3 separate regions of the Homo sapiens genome follow, and regions 2 and 3 are each linked to region 1. Evidence: read pairs that join two places in POLR2A ChIA-PET (ENCODE). Cell type or tissue: CD4-positive, alpha-beta T cell. All regions are shown on one strand. Each heading gives the region's core, and the rest is flanking DNA. Links, peaks and the distances in the headings are about the cores only.

Region 1 (7,751 bases), core at 3,099-5,598:
GCCACCACCCTGAGGTCAAGTCTCCTTTCCAGAGGGGCCCCACTGGGTGGGCGTGGCCTCCAACCCAGGCACAGGGGATGGCAGTAATGATAACGTGGAGGGTGGATCCTGCCCTGCTGTGGGAGTTGCCTGGCGCAGACCCCAGCCCAGGTGCCAGGAGACTGGCAGACGGGGGCCTGAGGGCCCTGGGAGAGCAGGTGGCTCTCGGGGAGACAAAAATGTGAGAAGCAGCTAGCGGGGGGAGGGCCAGGCCCCCAGAGGCCTCCCTGCCATGGGGACAAACATGCATAGCCATCCCTGGCAACCAGCACCTCCCACAACTTCTGGGCAAGACCAAGGGGCTGGCATCTACGTGGACCCACGTTCAGTGGAGGACGTGACAAGGTGGCCCTGGGCTTACCGGTTCCCCGAGACAGCTAACGGGCTCAAGGGAGGAGGAAACGGCACGACGTGGTCTTCTTCCTGCCAGAGAGGTCAGGTGGTCTCTGGGGCCTGCCCTGGTCCCCACATCCCCGCACGGGGGAGGCCAGCGGGAGTCGGGGCTCTGGATGGGGGCAGCCATTTGCTTGTTGAGGAGAGCAGCCACACACAGCCAGCCTGATGGTCACTGAGTGCCAATTTTGTGATTTTCATGCCATTTAGCAGATCACCAGATGAAACCTTTTCTAGAAATGTCGCCCTGCCCGGCATCAGGCCTGCCTTAGACCTCTCCATCCTGGCTGTGACTCACAGCAGCTGAATCCTGCGGAGCTATCAGGCTCAAACCCCATGGGCACCAGTGGGAGGGAGGCTCTGGAAGCCCCCGCTCAGGGGAAGAGGAAGCTGCCGCACCTATCACATCGGCTTCTCAGGACCACCCCGAGACCCTCGAACCTTCCTGCACGACATCCTTCCAATATCTGACATGAGATGAGCACCCCTCCATGTTCTGTGCACCTCAGAAAACATGGGGAGCCTCCGAGGCCACAGATGAAAGGAGAATGAAAAGCCCAGAGTGGCCCCCATCACATGACCATCCTGCTGCCTGGACCCCCATGGTGGCGCGGTGACCACCGCCTGCACTGGAAGGGACAACCCAGAACCCACGACAGATTCCGGGAACCTGCAGCCACAGGCCTGCTCACCTGGCACGGAGTTTCAAGGTGCCAGCTGAAGAAGCGGGGAAACGGGGGCTGGGACAGGTAGACGGTCCCAGAGGCCGGGCAGCAGCCACCAGACCCAGGGGCCTTGCACGGGGATCCCAGACAGAACACAACGCAGTGCCCAAGAACAGGGGCAGCGGAAACACGAGGACACGCAGCTTAAAGCAAGACACGGGGGAATGAGAAGGAGACATCCCAAACACCAGGGAGATACCAGATGCTCGAGCAGAACTTTCCAGAATAAAAACCGTTCAAAGAAATCATCCAAACGCAGTCCAGAGAAGAAGAGGGCACGATGGTGGGGACAGACACGCAGAAAAGGGGACGGCCAAATGTGCCTGGAAGGAGAGGGCGACGCAGGAGAACCTTCCAGATGTTGGGGGGGGGCCTCGCCCTGGCTTCTCATCTTCAGAGAAGCGACATCCGCAGGCCCCAACCCTCGGCTGGACCTTCCAGGCCCACGGGCAACACCACTCAGGGCCCGTGACTGCTCCCTGAGCACACAGGGCAGCCACCCAGGGCCACGCCGGTGGATCCCACCACGAACCTCAGGTCTAACATGGTGAGTCCCGATCGCCAACCAAAGCAACAGAACAAAAGCCCTGTGGTGGCCAGAACCCCGCTCCGCACAGTGGCCTGCCCCAACCCCCAGCTCACACTGGCCTGCCCCGCTCAGGCCCGAGCCCTACTGAGCCTCCGTCCTTGTGGGACTTCAGGTTCAGGTTTATTGACAAATTTGCCGGGTTCCTGCCAACCCCTGCTCTCCCGTGCACCCTGCCCAGGAGTGAAGCCCCACAGAACAGTGGCTGCTAGACAACAGCAGGCCCCACTCACCACCACCCAGAGACTGGAGGAAGTCCACGGGCCCAAATGGTGCCGACATCCTCGGCTGGGAGAGGGTGCCACTGAGACACGGCCTTTGGCTCAGCGGCCCCGCCAGGGACAGGCGTTGCTTCCTCCGAAGGGGACTCTGCACAAACTGTGCCTTCCTGCACCTTCAGGAGCCCCGCCGGCGTCAGAAGACCACCCCCACCTCCTCAAGGTTCCTAAAAGCCACAGGCCCTCACGTCCTCCCCAGCAGGGGCACAGGCAGAGGACACTGCCTGGTACCAGGCCTTCCTCTCTCCCTCCCTTAGGCAAGGGTCATGTCCACACACCCAGGTGGGCACCGCATCTGAAAAGGACCTGTGGGTGATGACCACAGCCCAGAGACAGCTGTGGCCAGGTACACACCCCTCCATCAGAGCTGCCCCCACACTGCTACGGCTCCCCAGGGGGTGTGGGCTACACAGCTAGGAAGGAGGAGCTCTCGAGGTGGGGTCTCCACCTGGCTGCAGTCAGTTCTGAGTGTGACCCCAGCCTGGCCCACAGCAGGTCCCTGATGAACGTCTGCTAGATGAAGGGTCACCCCACTGCTCAGTCCTTCATGGGGCACCCAGGGCAGCCCACTGCGGTCACCCTACCATGCAGCACAGCTCAGAGCTTCTACAGGCAAAGCCCCACCCCAAAGCCTGGACAAACTCCAAAAGCCCGAACCCCAAAAGCCCAAGGTGGGCTGTGCTCTCCTACGTGGCAACTCCCGTGCAGCCCTGAGCAGGGCAAGGAGGCGTGGGGACTCCTCTCCGGGGACTGGCAGAAGCTCGCGCTGAGGCACTCTAGAGACAAACCCTGCTGAGACCATCGCTGTCTCCTCCAGGTGCACCCCCAAATACCCTCACTCAAGAATCGGCTCACGTGAGCTATGGGCCTTCTCTGAAGATTTCACGGTTCAAGAAATTATAAAGCTATTTTTGTAAGTGCCATTAATATTTCACACATGATAATTCACTTTTCATATTGGGCTTAAATTAACCTATTTTCTGATTATTGTGGCACAGAGGAAACAGATTGAATCTGCAAGACAACCCCAAGCCCCAAAATGAAGTGAGAATACCAGCTTTAAAGGTTCACTCGGATTTTTCTTTCGCTTAAGTAGGTCATCTTTGCTGTTACTTTAGCGCTGTTGATGACAAAAAGCCAAATCTTTCTAAGGAAACTGAGTAGCAATTAGTAGCGCTCCCTCGGGGCCTTGGCACTGGCCCTCTTCCTCATGCCCCAGGGGGCCCCCCCACAATGCCAGAGCCAAGGGGCATCAAAACACAAAGACCCATCCATCCAGGGGGGAAGGTGCTGGAAGGAGGGTGGGGGCTGCAGAGACTGAGGGGGTGGGGGAGGGCCCAGCTTCTGTTCTGGTCCAGCTGCTGTCCCGGGGAGGGCTCCCTCTGCAGCCCCAACCTTGCTGGGGTTCTCCTGGGACCTCGGTCTGAGGCGTCCACCAGGGGCCAATGGCCAGGCAGTGCTGCCATGGGCTCCATGACGACCCTAGATGTGTGTGCTGACCCCGGGAAGTCTGGCCCCACTCTTCTCACCCTCCCCATCCAGCCTGAGCCCTGCACTCAGCCTCGAACCACAGACCCCAGATTTGAAACCAGCCTGATGACACTGGGGCCGACCACAAAGGAGTGGCCACACAGCCCTGCAAAACCTCACTTTCGGAATCCGAAAATTAGCCAGAGGTCCCCCAGGGGACACACTGGGGCGAATGTATCGTTCTTTTCCTCCGATGCTACTGAAGGTAAATGCTGAAATAGCTTAAAAGAATAAACAGACTCCCAAGAACAGCAAGCTGGCATGAGCATCCCCAGCGCCTGCATTCGCAGCTCGTCTGGGTCCCCTCGCTGCTTCAGTTCTGGGGTGAGGGTGAACGGGGTCTGCTCCCTCCCCGGACGCTCCTGCCAGCGACTGGCTGGTGGGAGGCGCGGCCCGTAATGGCCGCCTGGCTGCCTGCCACCCTCGCCAAAGATTGAGGGAGACAAACAGGCCTTTCCATCCAGAATGAGAGGAAACGCTGCAGAAAGAGAAAAATGCGGAACACAGAAGCGGCACAGGATGCTGCGGTCGCGGTTCTTGGAAGGCTGATTCACCAAGAATCGGACTCAATTAAGAGTGTTTCGTAAGAGCGGCAGGAGGGGGTGACAATGCGTCCTGCCATCCCCGGCTTTACAGGACGGCTCCGCAAGCCCAACCCTCACCCAAGCGCTAGCTGGGGCAGAAGGGGCCCTCAGACCAGTGAAGTATCTCAGCAGGTGCCCTCTTCCTCCTCCTCCTCCTGCCTACAAGACCTCAAACCACAGAAGGCATCGCTTGCCCCCAGCGCTGGCCCAGACACACGGCAGCGCACAGAAAACTCTGGGGGAGCCCCTGATGAGGTCAGAAGCTCTGACGACCCCAGCCCACCCGCCAACTGTTGTTCTGGGGCTGGTCTCTCTCCCCTGGTGTCTGGAAGCAAAGGCCCTGGGGCCTCATCTCAGATGCCCAGAAACACGTGCAGCACCAAACAGCCAGAGAGGTGCTCAGGCTGAGCAGTGCAGGGTGGCGGCTGTGTCCCCTCAGTTCCCAAGTGTCCCGCACAGAAGGCTGGCCTACCCCCAATCAGCTCACATCCACACTGCAGTCAAGAGTCCCCATCACAGCCACACCCTCACAGCTGCTCCCTGCCTGTGCCCTGGAGGCCCTCTCAAGAGGCTGAGAAGTAGCCTCTTCCCAGGAGCCCCGGGACTTGCCTGGGGCAAAGGCTCTGCCGGGGGCAGCCCAGGGCTGCCCTGCCTGATCTCTTAAGACCAAGGACTCCACCCCTTACAACCAACATCACCCTTGCCTTACCGACTCCCTCCCCACTCTAGGAACATCCCTGACCAACAGGGACCCCCGGCGCCACACAAGAGGGCAAGGGTCTCTGTGCTAGGGCACAAACAGCCATCCTAAGACCTTGAGGAAAGACTCCAAGGAGGGGGCTGTGGAGGTGGCATGTCCTGGAGCAACGTGGCCTGGAGGCGCCTCCTGCACCCCCTCTGTGGAGTGGCAAGCACCCCATGCTCACCCTGGCCAGGCCACCCCTTCCCTCTGCCCAGTCAGCCCAGCCAGGTGCTGCCCAGAGGGAGGCCAGGCCAGCCAGGCTCTTGGTGGAAGAGGACAACCCCTTCTCTGCTGTTTCCAAACCTCATCAGGGACGTCAACCCAGATGCTGCTGTGGGGCCAAACTGAGAGCTGTGGTCATCTCAAAAGGCTGGACAAGAAGCACACGGTGGGCTCGGGGGAGGGGAGAGCCGCTACAGCCAGCCCCGGGAGCACGACCTGTGCTGCACCCCCACCCCCACGATCTTGGTTCTCCTGCCCTGCCCTGCACCCCCCCACCCCCACGATCTTGGTTCTCCTGCCCTGCCCTGCACCCCCACCCCGATCTTGGTTCTCCTGCCCTGCCCTGCACCCCCCCACCCCCACGATCTTGGTTCTCCTGCCCTGCCCTGCGCGGGGCTCGGGGTTGGTGTAGCTCTGCAGTGCCACATTTGATCTTAGAGGAGGGGCCTCACAAAGTGGCCACGTGGTGACCAGCCCTCGAAGACTGGCTGGCAGGAGAGGTGGCCTGTAATGGGCATCTGGCCGCCTGCCACCCTCACCGAAGAGGGATGAAGACAAACAGCCATGGCCACTGAGACAGGTGTCAAGTCCTGACAGAGAGGAGGCAGGAGGGCCACCTCCGGGTCTCTGAGCTCCCTGCCTAGAGAGGCTCAACATAACAGAGGAGCTGCATCTCTAGCCTCTGCCTTCTGTGTGCTTTCTCACCAACCACTGCTCCTCGGGGAGGGGCAGCTGGGTCCTGAGGGCCTGAGCCACCAGGTCTCCTGCAGAACATGACCTTCCCCCAGCTCCACTTCCCGGGTGGGTGCAGCAAGCTGACCACACTGACAGCTCAGTGACAGGTGCATGCGATTCGGGAAAACCAGGCGGCACCGGGGACCTGCAGGAAGAGCGAGGCAGCTCCCGTCACCTGGAGGGGACCTGTCACCCAGCAGGCCCAAGGGTGGCTTCTGTGCACACCACTGCAGGCCTCACACACGTGGCGGGGGGAGGGGGTAGTTTTTGGAAGAGGGGATCAAAGGATGAAGACGAACTTGGTACCTGAGACAAGGTCCCCACCCCCACTATCACCAGCCTGAGGGCACTGCCATGACCCCAAAAATGCCAGCAGGCCAACAACAGCCCACCTCAGGCTAGTTTCATCCATGTGTGGAGGTGACCCACAGACAGCCACTGCCAGCTGACTCTGTGGCCAACCAAGGCCACTCAGGACAAGGGAAGGGAGCAGAGAACACATCCCACGACTCCCAGAGCAAAACCACCTGGGGGTCTCACGCGCATGCAAACAAATGTGCACGCACGAGCAAAGACAACTGTCTGCCTCTGAAAAGAGCCACTCCCACAGGAAACGACGACAACCAATCGTGTTCTCACTCCTAACCTCAAAATAAAACCGAATTCAGGGATCGGAACATGTACCTTTAAGTAAACAGCCCTGCTGGGCACAGTGGCTCATGCCTGTAATCTCAGCACTTTGGGAGACCAAGTCAGGTAGATCACCTGAGGTTAGGAGTTAGAGACCAGCCTGGCCCATGTGGAGAAACCCTGTCTCTACTAAAAATACAAAAATTAGCTGGGAATGGTGGTGCACACCTGTAATCCCAGCTATTTGGGAGGCTGAGGCGGGTGGATCACCTGAGGTCAGAAGTTCGAGACCAGCCTGGCCCATGTGGAGAAACCCCATCTCTACTAAATACAAAAATTAGCCAGGCGTGGTGGCACACGCCTGTGATCCCAGCTACTTGGGAGGCTGAGGCAGGAGAATCACTTGAACCCGGGAGGTGGAGGTTGGGGTGAGCCGAGATCGTGCCATTGCAGTCCAGCCTGGGCAACAAGAGTGAAACTCCGTCTCAAGGAAGAAAAAAAAAAAAGAAAGAAAAGAAAAAAGACAGACGAGAAACAGCCCTGAAAGCAGCCCTTGAGTGCCAGGCCAGGGCCAGGAGCGCCCAGGGCTCAAGGCGGGGCTCAGGGCTCGGGGTGGGGCCGGAGGGCGGTGCCATGCAGGAAGCTGGTCCATCGGGGACACACTGGAGACCCCAGAAAGGAGCCTGGGCTCATCCCCCAAGGTGAGGGGAGATCCCTGGGAATCCATCCATCTCACGGCTGCCACAAGCCCTGTCCTTCTAGGGGGAGACCACCCCCACGCCCCACACAGGGAAGGTGACGCATGCAAGACCCGTCCACACCCCCCCTGCGGCAGACCCTCGTAGCCCACCTTGAGACAGAGACCACCCCCACCCACAGGCAGAGCACACCTACCACCAACACTGCTATTTGGACTTGGATAAAACATTTGGACATTATCCATCCTGGCTAACACAGTGAAACCCCGTCTCTACTAAAAATACAAAAAATTAGCTGGGCGTGGTGGCGGGCACCTGTAGTCCCAGCTACTCGGGAGGCTGAGGCAGGAGAATGGCGTGAACCCGGGAGGCGGAGCTTGCAGTGAGCCGAGATCGCGCCACTGCCCTCCAGCCTGGGCGACAGAGCCAGACTCAGTCTCAAAAAAAAAAAAAAAATTGGATATTTCCATTTCTCACCAAATTGGAATTTTTCCTGTCCAAGGCCAACACTCTCTCATCTTTAAAATCTAAAGAAACGCATTCCCAAGTCGCCTCCACCTTCCCACACAAAATGGCAGTCTCCAGGCGC
Region 2 (6,005 bases), core at 2,929-5,428, 56 kb after region 1:
GTGTGCTCCTCTCCCGCCTGGACCAGGGGTCAGAGTCCAGACCCCACGCTCACCCTCACCAGGCAGGCAAGAGTCCCCTCACTCTGGGGCCCCGGGCTTGTGCCACCTCTGCAGAGGGAAGTCTCAAGGCTGGGAGTGCCCGGCCCCCATCCTCAGGCATCAGAGCCTGTCAGGGCCATGGAGGCAGAGCACCCTGTGCCCAGAGGCCCAACCGGTGCCATGGCAGGCCTGTCCTGGGTACCGTGTAGGTCCACGCAGGGCCGCCGACCTTCCAGGGAAGCGCAGGGAACAGCATGCCTAGGATGCAGAGGCCCAGCTTGGCCCAGTCATCTGGGAAACCATAAAAAAAGAGGGCCACGGGCAGCTGGAGCTGCCATCCACTGCCACGCAGAGGCTTCTCAGGCCACAGGATCCTGAAGGGAGGCACGGGGACAAACTGCTTCCTAAGGAAGGCTCGGGTTCTCTGAGCACGGACAATGAGGCCTAACTCCTCTCAGACAGACCTCCCAGGGCCAGCTGGTGAGGGAGGGAGCCAAGGATGCCCACCCTGGAGCTGCCTGGACCGTGGGCAGCCACACCAGGCGGGGACCTGGGGCTGCCACAGCCCAGCGCCTGGCACAGAGAAGCCCTTGACAGCACCAGGCGGGAGGGCACCGGGGAGAGACGCCCGCCACACGAGGGTGATCAGCCTCTCAAGGCCCGTTGGACTCCTTAAGTAACCCGTCCTGGATAGGGTCAAATGGGCCAACCTCAGACCTCCCACAGAGGGCGCCAGCCTCCCGGGGCCCTCAGGGATGAGGCGTTCACGCGTGTTCTGCAGGACGAGCTCAGCACCCGGCCAGACTGGCCTCCACGCTAAGGACAGACACGTTCCCTCAACAGGGCAAGAAGGACCCAGCCTATGGGCCTTATTTCCAAAAAAAGAAACCAAGAGCATTTCTGTTTCTGGGCAAAGATACATCTGCTCCATAGTAAAAGCAACAATGTTTCCATGTTACTTTCCCGGCAGAGAAAGCCTGCATCAGACTCTGCAACAACTGTGCCCCCAGTCAGCCTCCTCTCAACAGCTGGACCAGGGGTTCCCAGCAGGCAGCACCCCAACCAGGACAGGGTGAGGGCGGGTCTGCAGGCTGACAGCCGCTTCTTATTCTCATCACTTACAGGTTCACTCCTGGGCAGAACAACACAACGTAATTAGCGGACACCTGGCTCTCCTGGCAACATGGTTTCCCCTGTAGAAGAAGACTGACATCAAAGGAAACCACCGGCACAGCCGCAGCCTTCAGGAACCACAGCAGCCAGGAGCACCGCAGGGAGCACCTAAGCCACTCCAGATACACACAGGGCGTGGACAGAGAGACAGAGGCAGCGCCAGCACCGCTGGACACCTGCTGGGCGCTCCCTGCCCTCCCACCACCCCTCACCCACTCCTGACGCACTTCCCGGTGAGGTCAGCCAGTCCTCAGGTGCCCCCATAACGGCACACAAGCTGTCGTGGAGTCACCATCACCTCACACACGCAGCTCAGGGGTCAGGTCTGGTCGGGAAGGGCCACACAAGAACCCAGTTAGTGCCCTGGGTCCTGGGGTGGAACCCTCAGGACAGAGAAAGATCCCTGATTTGGGTGATGGCATCCCCTGCCACCCATGCCCACCTGAGGCCGCCAGCCTGAGCTGCGTTTCTCTGAAACAAGCAGCACCGTGGGACCTGCAGGAAGCCTAGAACAGGAGCTGTTTCTTTCTAAGTCAGCCGCCGACGTTCCAGCAGAAGCCGCAGTTGGTCCAGGCAGGGCTGAGAGCTGGGAGGAGCATCAGCACTCAGCCTCACCAGCCAAGGGTAATAATATTCCAGCAACTTCCCAGCCCTCAATATGGAACCAGGGTAGAAGCGCCCCCCAGGTCAGAAGACGGTGAACCAATTTCTTCCAAAGGTGGAACAATGGCCAGGCGCAATGGCTCATGCCTGTAATCCCAACACTTTGGGAGGCCGAGGTGGGCAGATCAAGAGGTCAGGAGATGGAGACCATCCTGGCCAACATGGTAAAACCCCGTCTCTACTAAAATACAAAAAATTAGCCAGGCGTGGTGGCACGCACCTGTAGTCCCAGCTGCTCAGGAGGCTGAGGCAGGGGAATTGCTTGAACCCGGGAGGCTGAGGTTGCAGTGAGCCGAGATCACGCCACTGCACTCCAGCCTGGGCAACAGAGCAAGACTCCATCTCAAAAAAAAAAATGGTGAAACAGTGAGAAAAGAAACAGCATTCTCCTTCTAGCCAAAGAATGGACCTGCCAATAAACCTTGACTGCCAGTGCCTGCAGAGTTCCACTGAGTCATTCAGTGAGTTATTGAATCTGGCCCCCAAACTGGGGACCCAGACGTGACCAGGCGTCCCTAACCCTAGCCCCTGAAGCCAGCAACACAACCACACAGGCAACAACCCCCACGGCCAGTGAGACAAGCACCCCAGCAGAGGCAGCCCAAGAAGGCCTGACCAAGGCCGCCAGGTGTGCCAGCCCAAGAGGCAGGCCTAAACGCCCCGATTCAGCATCTGCAGCTGCAGAGGCACCGAGGCAGAGCACTCCTTCCATCTTTATGAGTCAAAAAGGTAAAATCAGAGAAGACACGAACACCAAGCACCGAACAGAATCTCGGCCGTTTCCCAGGATCACGCCGAGACGCCTCTCAAAGCCCCCTTTATCTGTTTCCCCCCAAACAAAAGACAGGAGCATTACTCAAAGGAATAAGCACTTCAAGCGAAGGCCTACTAGGCGGCCGGCAGGACACATGCTGAGGGCCACAGGCGCCAGGCACCACCACGCCACCTCCGGGCCATGGCCAACGCAGGTGCTCAGTCCATCTGGTCCTAGTCTGGATTTTACTATTGTCCCCACAATCTCATTTAAAATTCACACTCAAGTCCTGGTTCTTCATTTTCGTAAATAAGCAGGCTCATGTGGCAGCATGTCCCCAGAGCTGGAGGCTCCCTGGGCCCCCCATCGAGGCCACCCCAGCAAGGCAGCCTGGAAAAATATCAAGTACCACACAGTGAAACCAACATGCAGGCTCTGGGAAGCGGGGCCCTTCTGGAACTCTCTCATATTCACAAAGCAGCAGCACCTAAGAGCTATCGCTTATCATGCCCCCCAGCCCCCGGGGTGAGCCAGAGCTTCCTGAGGGTCACCTGGCATGGCACCTGGTCTGCAGAGGGCAACCAGGCCTCGAGAGAACAGGTGGCACAGTGGGGGCGACCCCTCCAGCCCGCAGACCCCGGGGATGCCTTCCGTGGCAGAACCCACTCCAGGGGCCAGGCACAGTGGCTTATGCCTGTAATCCCAGCACTCTGGGAGGCCAAGGTGGGCAGATAACTTGAGGTCAGGAGTTCGAGACCAGGCTGGCCAACATGGTGAAACCCCATCTCTACTAAAAATACAAAAAAATTACTTGGGTGTGGTGGCACACATCTGTAATCCCAGCTACCAGGAGGCTGGGGCAGGAGAATCGCTTGAACCCAGGAGACGGAGGCTGCAGTGAGCCAAGATCGCACCACTGCACTCCAGCCTGGGCAACAGAAACAGACCCTGTCTCAAAAAAAAAAAAAAATAACAACAAAAAAAAACCCTGCTCCAGACCACGAGGGTGACAGCCAGGGCAGGGCAGGAAGGAGCCGCCCTACCACCCGCTCTGGAGGCCAGGTGTAAAGAGCTGGTCCCCAGGCAGCCCCCCCTCCATGACACCCTGGCCTGGTGACCACTGCTCAGGAGGGGAAGAGCCCTGAAGAATAAGGACAGGGGCCTTCTTTTCCAGCTCTCCCAGATATTAGGGAAATAATTCACCTTCTGTATTTTGACTCAAAACAAAGAAACTTTTTAAAAACATTTCAGTTGAAGCTTGCATAATTCTTCCAGTGGAGAAATCCTCCCTCAACTTTCGCAATCCTTAGAAAGAGACACATTATTGCCACAGAGAGCCGGGCCGCCGGCGTGGACACCTCCTGCCAGACAGTCAGGGCCCAGGCCCCGGAACCACCGCCTTCTCTCTGGAGGCCCTGCCAGCAGCAGTGAAGGCCTAACCTAAGCTGGGGCTGTGGCCCCACAACCCCGAGAGACTCCAGGGCGGGGTTCGGCTCACACTTACCCCAGACTTCCTCGCACCATATCCTGTCTGCCCTCACCCGGAGACTCAGACAGACAGACATTGCACAAATAGCCGCAGGGACGGCTGAGAAACAAGATGCTGAAAGAGAGGACTAGCCCCCCCACCGTGACCCTGCTGCCCCAGAAGGCGAGGGACCCAGCCCAGCTCCCAGAGGGGTCCCAGACAGACGGATGACAGACCATGCCGGGAAAATGACCACTAAGCTCTGCTCCCTGCAGAAGCCACCTGGGGGCAGCTGCCCATGCCCTCCCCAGTCCGTGCACAGCCAGCTGGGGTGGGCAGAGGTCAAGAACCACTCTCGAGCTGCTGTTTCCCCTGCTTGAGAAGACTCAGCAGCCGGCCGTCTTTCCGGAACCCTCACCTGGGGGGCAGACCAGCCCAAACCCGCAGACCCTGGCCTTCTGCACGGGGACCAGGGCCTGCCGGGAGCCTGACCCCAGAGCATGGCCCAAGACTACAGGGAACCCCACGAAAAGCTGGAGAAAAACACTTGCAGCAAACACTTTTTCCAAAGGAAGCTGGTGGACAAAGGGACAGATAGCCCCCGAAGTGCTCCCCGGACCTGAGGGTGTCTGGGAGAGCACAGCCCCAAACCCACACACGGCCGCTGAGCTGAGTGAGGGGTGTCCCAGAAAGAAACTCTTGATGCTGTCCCTTCCTGTGATCATTTCAGCTTAAAACAGCAAAGAGCAAAACACAACTCCTCCCCAGAGGCTCTCCAAGCCCAGCAACCCCTTCCTGGCCTCCACAAGCTCAGTCATTCCCCAGAACAGACCTCGAGACTCAAAGGTCTCAAGCCCGACCACCTGGCTGGGCACCTGCCTGAAGAAACGCTGCCTGGGGCCAGGGGCAGCCTTGCAGTGACACGGGTCAAAAGCCAGCATGAGGGATCAGAAAACCCCCGTCGCGGACCCTCCACTGGGAAGCGCGCAGAGCTTCCCAACCAAGCGACCCTCAACCCACAGCCCACTGAGACCCACGCCAGCCCACACAGCGCAAGGGCAAGGGGACCTGCAAGACCCCTGGGAATTCAGGCATCTGCAGGACAGAGCAACAACACTGTAACACAACCCAAATTCTCCAGTCACCAGAATGCCCAGACTGCACGTGGCAGGTGAAGAACAGCTCTCACACAGGCAGCCCACCGCCCCTAGGAACAGGACGCCCGGCCCCCTCGGAGCAGGACCCCCGGCCCAGAACAGGACCCTGGCCCCCTCAGAACAGGATCCCGGACCTCTGGGAACAGGACCCCCCCCACCAGCCCTGTTGGAACAGAAACCCCGGCCCCCTCGGAGCAGGACCCCCCCTTGGAGCAGGATCCTGCCACGGCCCAAGGGAAGCACGGCACCACCCTGTTATCAGCCTGCACGGAAAGCGCTTGGCTGACGTTCTGCGGGACAAGGGGCCGCGTCCCAGGCAGCAGGCCAAGCGGCAGCTCCAACTGCCACATTTTGTCTCCGTCTCTGACAGCTGTCTATACTGACAAAAAAATGTAGTCCAATGGAGTCCTACAGCTATCAGAGAACCCGAGGAAGGAGGCGAGCCGACCGGAAAGAAGAAAGAGGGGTGGGAGTGGGGAAGGCTCAGAGGCTCCAGTCTTGGCTAAGTGCTCCCAGCAGCACAATGACCCATCTGTGCCCCACCTGTACCACTCAAAACATAAAGTCCAAGATCAATAAACAGTAGTCCCCAGTTTACACTGAGGCAGAGAGGTTAAGCAACTCGTCCAAGGTCACAAAGCCAGTGTGGGACCGAGTGGGGAGGTGAGACAAGGTCCCCTGTCAAGGATAGCAGCCCCAGGGTCCCTAAGAGGAGACTCGCCAAGCACCCATGCAGCCCACATGGTCTTCC
Region 3 (6,005 bases), core at 2,929-5,428, 480 kb after region 1:
CTTGGAAGGCTGAGGCACGTGGAGGTTACTGTGAGCCGAAATTGCACCACTGGGTGACAGAGTGACACTGACTCAAAAAAAAAAAAGAAAAAATGTTGTTACTAGTCTATCTATGTTAGAATTTATTGTCAAAAGTAGATGGAAAACAAAACAGTATGTTACCTCTGGGGCCTTTCCTCCATGTGTGGGAACACTGATGTGCAGATTAGGCAGGTTAGTGGAGTAGACAGTGCTGCTGCTGGGCAGTGTTCAGGTACTCAGAGCACTGCACTGCCAAGTAATATGTCTCCTTCACCAGCTGGGCTCTGGACTGGGTAGTCTGGAAGGGATGAGAGTGACCTGCAGGCAGGTGTGTTCAGGGACCGAAGAGATGGGTGTGTGAACTGAGCAGTGGAGGTGGGGCTGGGGGCTCAGGGTGGGTGGGGTGGGCGCCAGATCCTTGCATGGGAGGCTTTATGTTCCGTCTGTCTCAAACACACTTTGTGCCTTGAAAGCCCCAGGATTAGAAGGAAGAAAAGCAAGGGCTGACAAAACAGGACCAAGTGCAGAATCATGGCCACCCTGTGAGCAAGGCGGTCTTCAGTGAGGCCTGTGGGAGGCTGGGGTGCCACATTGGTCCATGTTCTTGGACAGGGTGCTAGGTGCATGGCATTTGTTGTATAATTGCACAGTCATGAGAAAACCAAAATGATATTATGGAGAACCTCTGCTTTTCAGAGCCTTCTAGAGATTGCTTGTTGTAAATAGCCGTTTTTTTCTGGATAGGCCAGTGTTTGCCTCTTTAAGGTCCAAAAGAGGTTTTTTGGGGGGAGGGTGTGTGTGTGTGTGTGTGTGTATGTATGTGTGTGTATATATATACATGTATATCTATATCTCCTTGTTCCACAAGCTTTTTTTTTTTTCTTTAAGTTCTAGGGTACATGTGCACAATGTGCAGATTTGTTACATAGGAATACATGTGCCATGTTGGTTTGCTGCACCTGTTAACTTGTCATTTACATAGGTATTTCTCCTAATGCTGTCCCTCCTCCTGCCCCCCACCACATGACAGAGTGGGGAGGGTATATATTTTCTTTAATCTTCATATTTCCTGCCTTCATAAACAAATGTTATTGCTTGTTTTTCATGACTTAAAGCTATAATTTATGAATACCAGTTTTTTTGGGTTTTTTTTTTTGAGACGGAGTCTCGCTCTGTCACCCAGCCTGGACTGCAGTGGTGCGATCTCGGCTCACTGCAAGCTCTGCCTCCCAGGTTCACGCCATTCTCCTGCCTCAGCCTCCCGAGTAGCTGGGACTATAGGCGCCTGCCACCACGCCTGGCTAATTTTTTTGTATTTTTAGTAGAGACAGGGTTTCACCATGTTAGCCAGGATGGTCTCGATCTCCTGACCTCATGATCTGCCCACCTCGGCCTCCCAAAGTGCTGGGATTACAGGCGTGAGCCACTGCGTCTGGCCTATGAATACCATTCCTTTAACTGTGTTTGTTTGATTTATGGACACTCGGAAACAGTAGAAATGACTACTAATTTGTCTTTCTGTTTTTTTGAGACGGAGTCTCACTGTCGCCCAGGCTAGAGTGCAATGGTGCTGTCTTAGCTCACTGCAAGCTCTGCCTCCCAGGTTAACACCATTCTCCTGCCTCAGCCTCCCGAGTAGCTGGGACTACAGGCACCCGCCACCACGCCCGGCTAATTTTTTTTGTCTTTTTAGTAGAGACGGGATTTCACCGTGTTAGCCAGGGTGGTCTCGATCTCATGACCTCGTGATCCGCTCGCCTCGGCCTCCCAAAGTGCTGGGATTACAGGGGTGAGCCACTGTGCCCGGCCTAGTTTGTCTTTCAAAACTACATGAGGCTAGACGCGGTGGCTCACACCTGTAACCCCAGCACTTTGGGAGGCCAAGTCAGGTGGATCGCTTGACTTCAGGAGTTCGAGACCAGCCTGGCTGACATGGTGAAACCCCATCTCTACTAAAAATACAAAAATTAGCCAGGTGTGGTGGCGAGTGCCTGTAGTTTCAGCTGCACTCAAGAGGCTGAGGTGGGAGAATCGCTTGAACCCAGGAGCTGGAGGTTGCAGTGAGCCAAGATCACACCACTGCACTCCAGCCTGGGCAACAGAGTGAGACTCCATCTCAAAAAAAGAAAAAAAAAAAAAATATATATATATGTATATATATACCCACAAACATGCGCATTGCACTCCCGCCTGGGTGACGGATGGAGACTCTGCCTCAAAAAACAAAACAAAACACAAATAAAGCTACATGAGAGGCCAGGCACCGTGGTTCACGCCTATAATCCCAGCACTTTGGGAGGCTAAGGCGGGTGGATCACCTGAGGTCAGGAGTTTGAGACCAGCCTGCCCAATATGGTGAAACCCTGTCTCTGCCAAAAATACAAAAGTTAACTAGGCTTCATGGTGGGTGCCTGTAATCCCAGCTACTCAGGAGGCTGAGGCAGGATAATCGCTTGAACCCAGGAGGCAGAGGTTGCAGTGAGCCAAGATTGCACCACTGCACTCCAACCTGGGTGACAGAGTGAGACTCTGTCTCAAAAAAACAAACAAAAAAGAAAACTACATGCAAGGCCCACAATGATTACTTGTTATGTATGTATGTATTAATGTATCAGATGTACATTTGTAATATGTTTATCAATATATTTGTACTAAAAGGCAACTTTTTTTTTTTTTTTTTTTTTTTGAGACTGGGTCTCACTCTGTCGTCCAGGCTAGAATGCAGTGGTGCGATCCTAGCTTACTGAAGCCTTGAACTGCTGTGCTCAAGCAATCCTCCTGCCTCAGCCTCCTGAGTAGCTGGTACCACAGGTGCACATCACTGTGCCCAGCTAATTTTTAAAAAATATTTTTTGTGGGCCGGGCGCGGTGGCTCAGGCCTGTAATCCCAGCACTTTGGGAGGCTGAGGTGGGCGGATCACGAGGTCAGGAGATCGAGACCATCCTGGCTAACTCAATGAAACCCTGTCTCAACTAAAAATACAAAAAATAAGCCAGGCGCGGTGGCAGGTGCCTGTAGTCCCAGCTATTTGGGAGGCTGAGGCAGGAGAATGGCATGAACCCAGGAGGCAGAGCTTGCAGTTAGCCGAGATCCTCCAGCCTGGGTGACAGAGCGAGACTCCATCTCAAAAAATATATATATATATTTTTTTGTGGAGACAGGGTCTCCCTTTGTTGCCCATGTTGGTTTCAAACTCCTGGACTTAACCAATCCTCTTATCTCAGCCTCCCAAAGTGCTGGGGTTACAGGCATGAGCCACCACCCTCCCTCCTTTGAGTAAAATGAAGGGCATTAGGTGTTTTGATTTTTGACAGCTACTTTCAGGGTCCTGGAGCCTGTTAGCTTGCTTCCTGGCCCTTGCCTCTATGTTCTAGGTGAGTGGCACCTCAGATAATTGATTTTTGAGTAGGTAAAGGCACTACTAGGCAACGTGAACCCAGCTTTCCAACAGCTCCCTGACCCGGGACTAGGAGGCATGTCTTCTCTCACCTTCTGGAGGATCAGTGGACAGCTTACGTGTCCCTAATCCCTCTGGAAGTCAGCAGTTATTAAGCTCTCTGACCGGGAGACCTCTGTAAAGGTGATCCTCCTAATCTAGGAGGATGAGCTGCTTTAGATCAGCTCTGATACTCGACAGAAAGTCTCAGAAGGGCTGGGCAGAAATAAAGCTAGAGTGGGAACATGATACCATTACGTAGAAATAATTTTAAATGTTTAATATGTTGATGACAACCTGGATTGAGAAGTTTGCTTTAAGAATTGCAACTGAAGGCTGGGTGCGGTGGCTTACGCCTGTAATCCCAGCCGAGGCAGGCAGATTGAGCTCAGGAGTTCGAGACCAGCATGGCAAAACCCTGTCTCTACTAAAAATACAAAAAAGTAGCCAGGCATGGTGGTGCACACCTGTAATTCCAGCTAATGGGAAGGCTGACGCACGAGAATTGCTTGCATCTGGGAGGCAGAGGTTGCAGCGAGCTCCAGCCTGGGTGACAGAGTGAGACTCTCTCTCAAAAAAAAAAAAAAAAAAAAAATTGCATCTGAAAAATAATAGGATGGGAGCCTGCACTTAGTTTTTAGTTCTGTGATAAATTTTGTAATAAAGTGCAGGTGAAAAGGTTTTTATTTGTTCTTAAACTCATTGACACCTGTATCAAAACATCTAGTTTGATATTAAAAGTGTCAGAGTTATCAACAAAACTTGAGAGAGCGTTACTCCAGCTTTAGGTCAGCTTTAAGAAGCCACATATGTTCACAGCTGAAATAGTTAAAACCTGTGTTTTGAGGCGCTGTGGCTTATGTCTGTAATCCCAACACTTTGGGAGGCCAAGGTGGGCGGATCACTTGAGGCCAGGAGTTGGAGACCAGCCTGGGTAACATGGGGAAACCCCATCTCTACTAAAAATACAAAAATTAGCCAGGTGTGGTGGCACGTACCTGTAATCCCAGCTACTTGGGAGGCTGAGGCATGAGAATCACTTGAACCCAGGAGATAGAGGTTGCAGTGAGCTGAGATCACACCACTGCACTCCAGCCTGGGTGACAGAGCGAGACTCTGTCTCAAACAAACAAACAAACAAAAACAAACAAACAAAAAACCTTGCGTTTGATAGAAACTTTAAAATTAAAAATCCTTATACTATCATTTACCGTACTGACAGATATCCCTGCATCAAACAGTGGAACCTTCTTGCTCTTCCTTGAAAACAGCATTCTGTGCTACAGGGTTCCTTAGGACCTCTCATAAGCAACTGTGGTTCCCAGGAGTTACCTTTCACCCACCTTACTTGCCTGCTAAGGTGAAATTCTTTTGCTCCTTATTCATATTCTCCTTTGTAGTATGGAGCTCCTTTTCAACATGTGGATTCCGAACTGAGCACAGTTGCCAGAGCAAGGAAATAGTTATGAAAAAATTCATGGTCGGGCGCAGTGGCTCAACGCTTGTAATACCAAAACGTTGGGAGGCCGAGGTGGGCGGATCACCTGAGGGTCGGGAGTTCGAGACCAGCCTGATTAACGTGGAGAAACCCCGTCTCTACTAAAAATACAAAATTAGCTGGCTGTGGTGGCGCGTGTCTGTAATCCCAGCTACTTTGGAGGCTGAGGCAGGAAAATTGCTCAAATCTGGGAAGTGGAGGTTGCGGTGAGCCGACGCACCATTGCACTCCAGCCTGGGCAACAAAAGCAAAACTCCATCTCAAAAACAAAAAAAAGAGGCCGGGCGTGGTGGCTCCCGCCTGTAATCCCAGCACTTTGGGAGGCTGAGGTGGGCAGATCACGAGGTCAGGAGATCGAGACCATCCTGGCTAACATGGTGAGACCCTGTCTCTGCTAAAAATACAAAAAGAATTAGCTGGGCGTGATGGTGGGCGCCTGTAGTCCCAGCTACTCGGGAGACTGGGGCAGGAGAATGGCATGAACCCCGGAGGCGGAGCTTGCAGTGAGCCGAGATGGCGCCACTGCACTGCAGCCTGGGCCACGGAGCGAGACTCCGTCTCAAAAAAAAAAAAGAAAAAAAGAAAAAATTCGTGATAGTTACTGGTCTCTGCTCCCGGACCATGCGCAGTGGTGCTGTTGTTTACCAAGCAGGTGAGGAGGGAACGCCTCCTTTGGTTTCTAGGAGACCTTGATTCCAATTTTAGCTCAGTCTGGGAAATTTCATGGGGTATTTTGGGTGAGAAATGTTTCATGAATTTGGAATGTCTAAAAGTGGTTTGTTCTTTCTGTTTGTTTTTTTTTTTTTTTTTTTTTTTTTTTTTTCAGTCAGGATCTCGCTCTGTTGCCCAGGCTAGAGTGCAGTGGCGCAATCTTGGCTCACTGCAACCCCCGCCTCCTGGGTTCAAGCAGTTTTCCCACCTCAGCCTCCTGAGTAGCTAGGATTACAGGCATGCACTACCATACCCAGCTATTTTTTTGTGTTTTTGTAGTGGAGACGGGATTTTACCATGCTAGCATGAGGCCATGCTGGTCTCAAACTCCTGTGATC

Evidence for each region. ChIA-PET counts read pairs that join two places held together with the same protein. Peaks named below come from ENCODE experiments on the same cell type or tissue, not always from the same donor. Only the 100,000 strongest peaks of a DNase experiment are listed, where the experiment ranks them.
Region 2: POLR2A ChIA-PET joins it to region 1 with 5 read pairs; 12 of 35 experiments call an interaction of 5 or more read pairs at or near these places.
Region 3: POLR2A ChIA-PET joins it to region 1 with 5 read pairs; 2 of 35 experiments call an interaction of 5 or more read pairs at or near these places.

Annotation. Positions count from the first base shown.
Region 1 is chr1:2,287,206-2,294,956 of GRCh38, reverse strand. All of the region lies in intron 1 of SKI (SKI proto-oncogene), which reads right to left. Among named protein-coding and RNA genes, the nearest start is that of SKI, 63 kb to the right of the region's middle. RefSeq lists enhancers at 422-922, 1,163-2,073, 3,445-3,494. In CD4-positive, alpha-beta T cell, for the core only: no CTCF peak of the experiment used is centred there; a DNase peak (open chromatin) is centred at 4,136; H3K4me3 peaks cover 1,744 bases; H3K27ac peaks cover 1,445 bases.
Region 2 is chr1:2,232,640-2,238,644 of GRCh38, reverse strand. All of the region lies in intron 1 of SKI (SKI proto-oncogene), which reads right to left. Among named protein-coding and RNA genes, the nearest start is that of SKI, 7.3 kb to the right of the region's middle. RefSeq lists enhancers at 638-1,550, 1,551-2,463, 3,901-4,080, 4,181-4,320. In CD4-positive, alpha-beta T cell, for the core only: no CTCF peak of the experiment used is centred there; DNase peaks (open chromatin) are centred at 3,664, 4,104 and 5,277; H3K4me3 peaks cover 1,871 bases; H3K27ac peaks cover 2,500 bases.
Region 3 is chr1:1,807,238-1,813,242 of GRCh38, reverse strand. The region is part of intron 5 of GNB1 (G protein subunit beta 1); the gene reads left to right. Among named protein-coding and RNA genes, the nearest start is that of NADK, 32 kb to the right of the region's middle. In CD4-positive, alpha-beta T cell, for the core only: no CTCF peak of the experiment used is centred there; no DNase peak of the experiment used is centred there.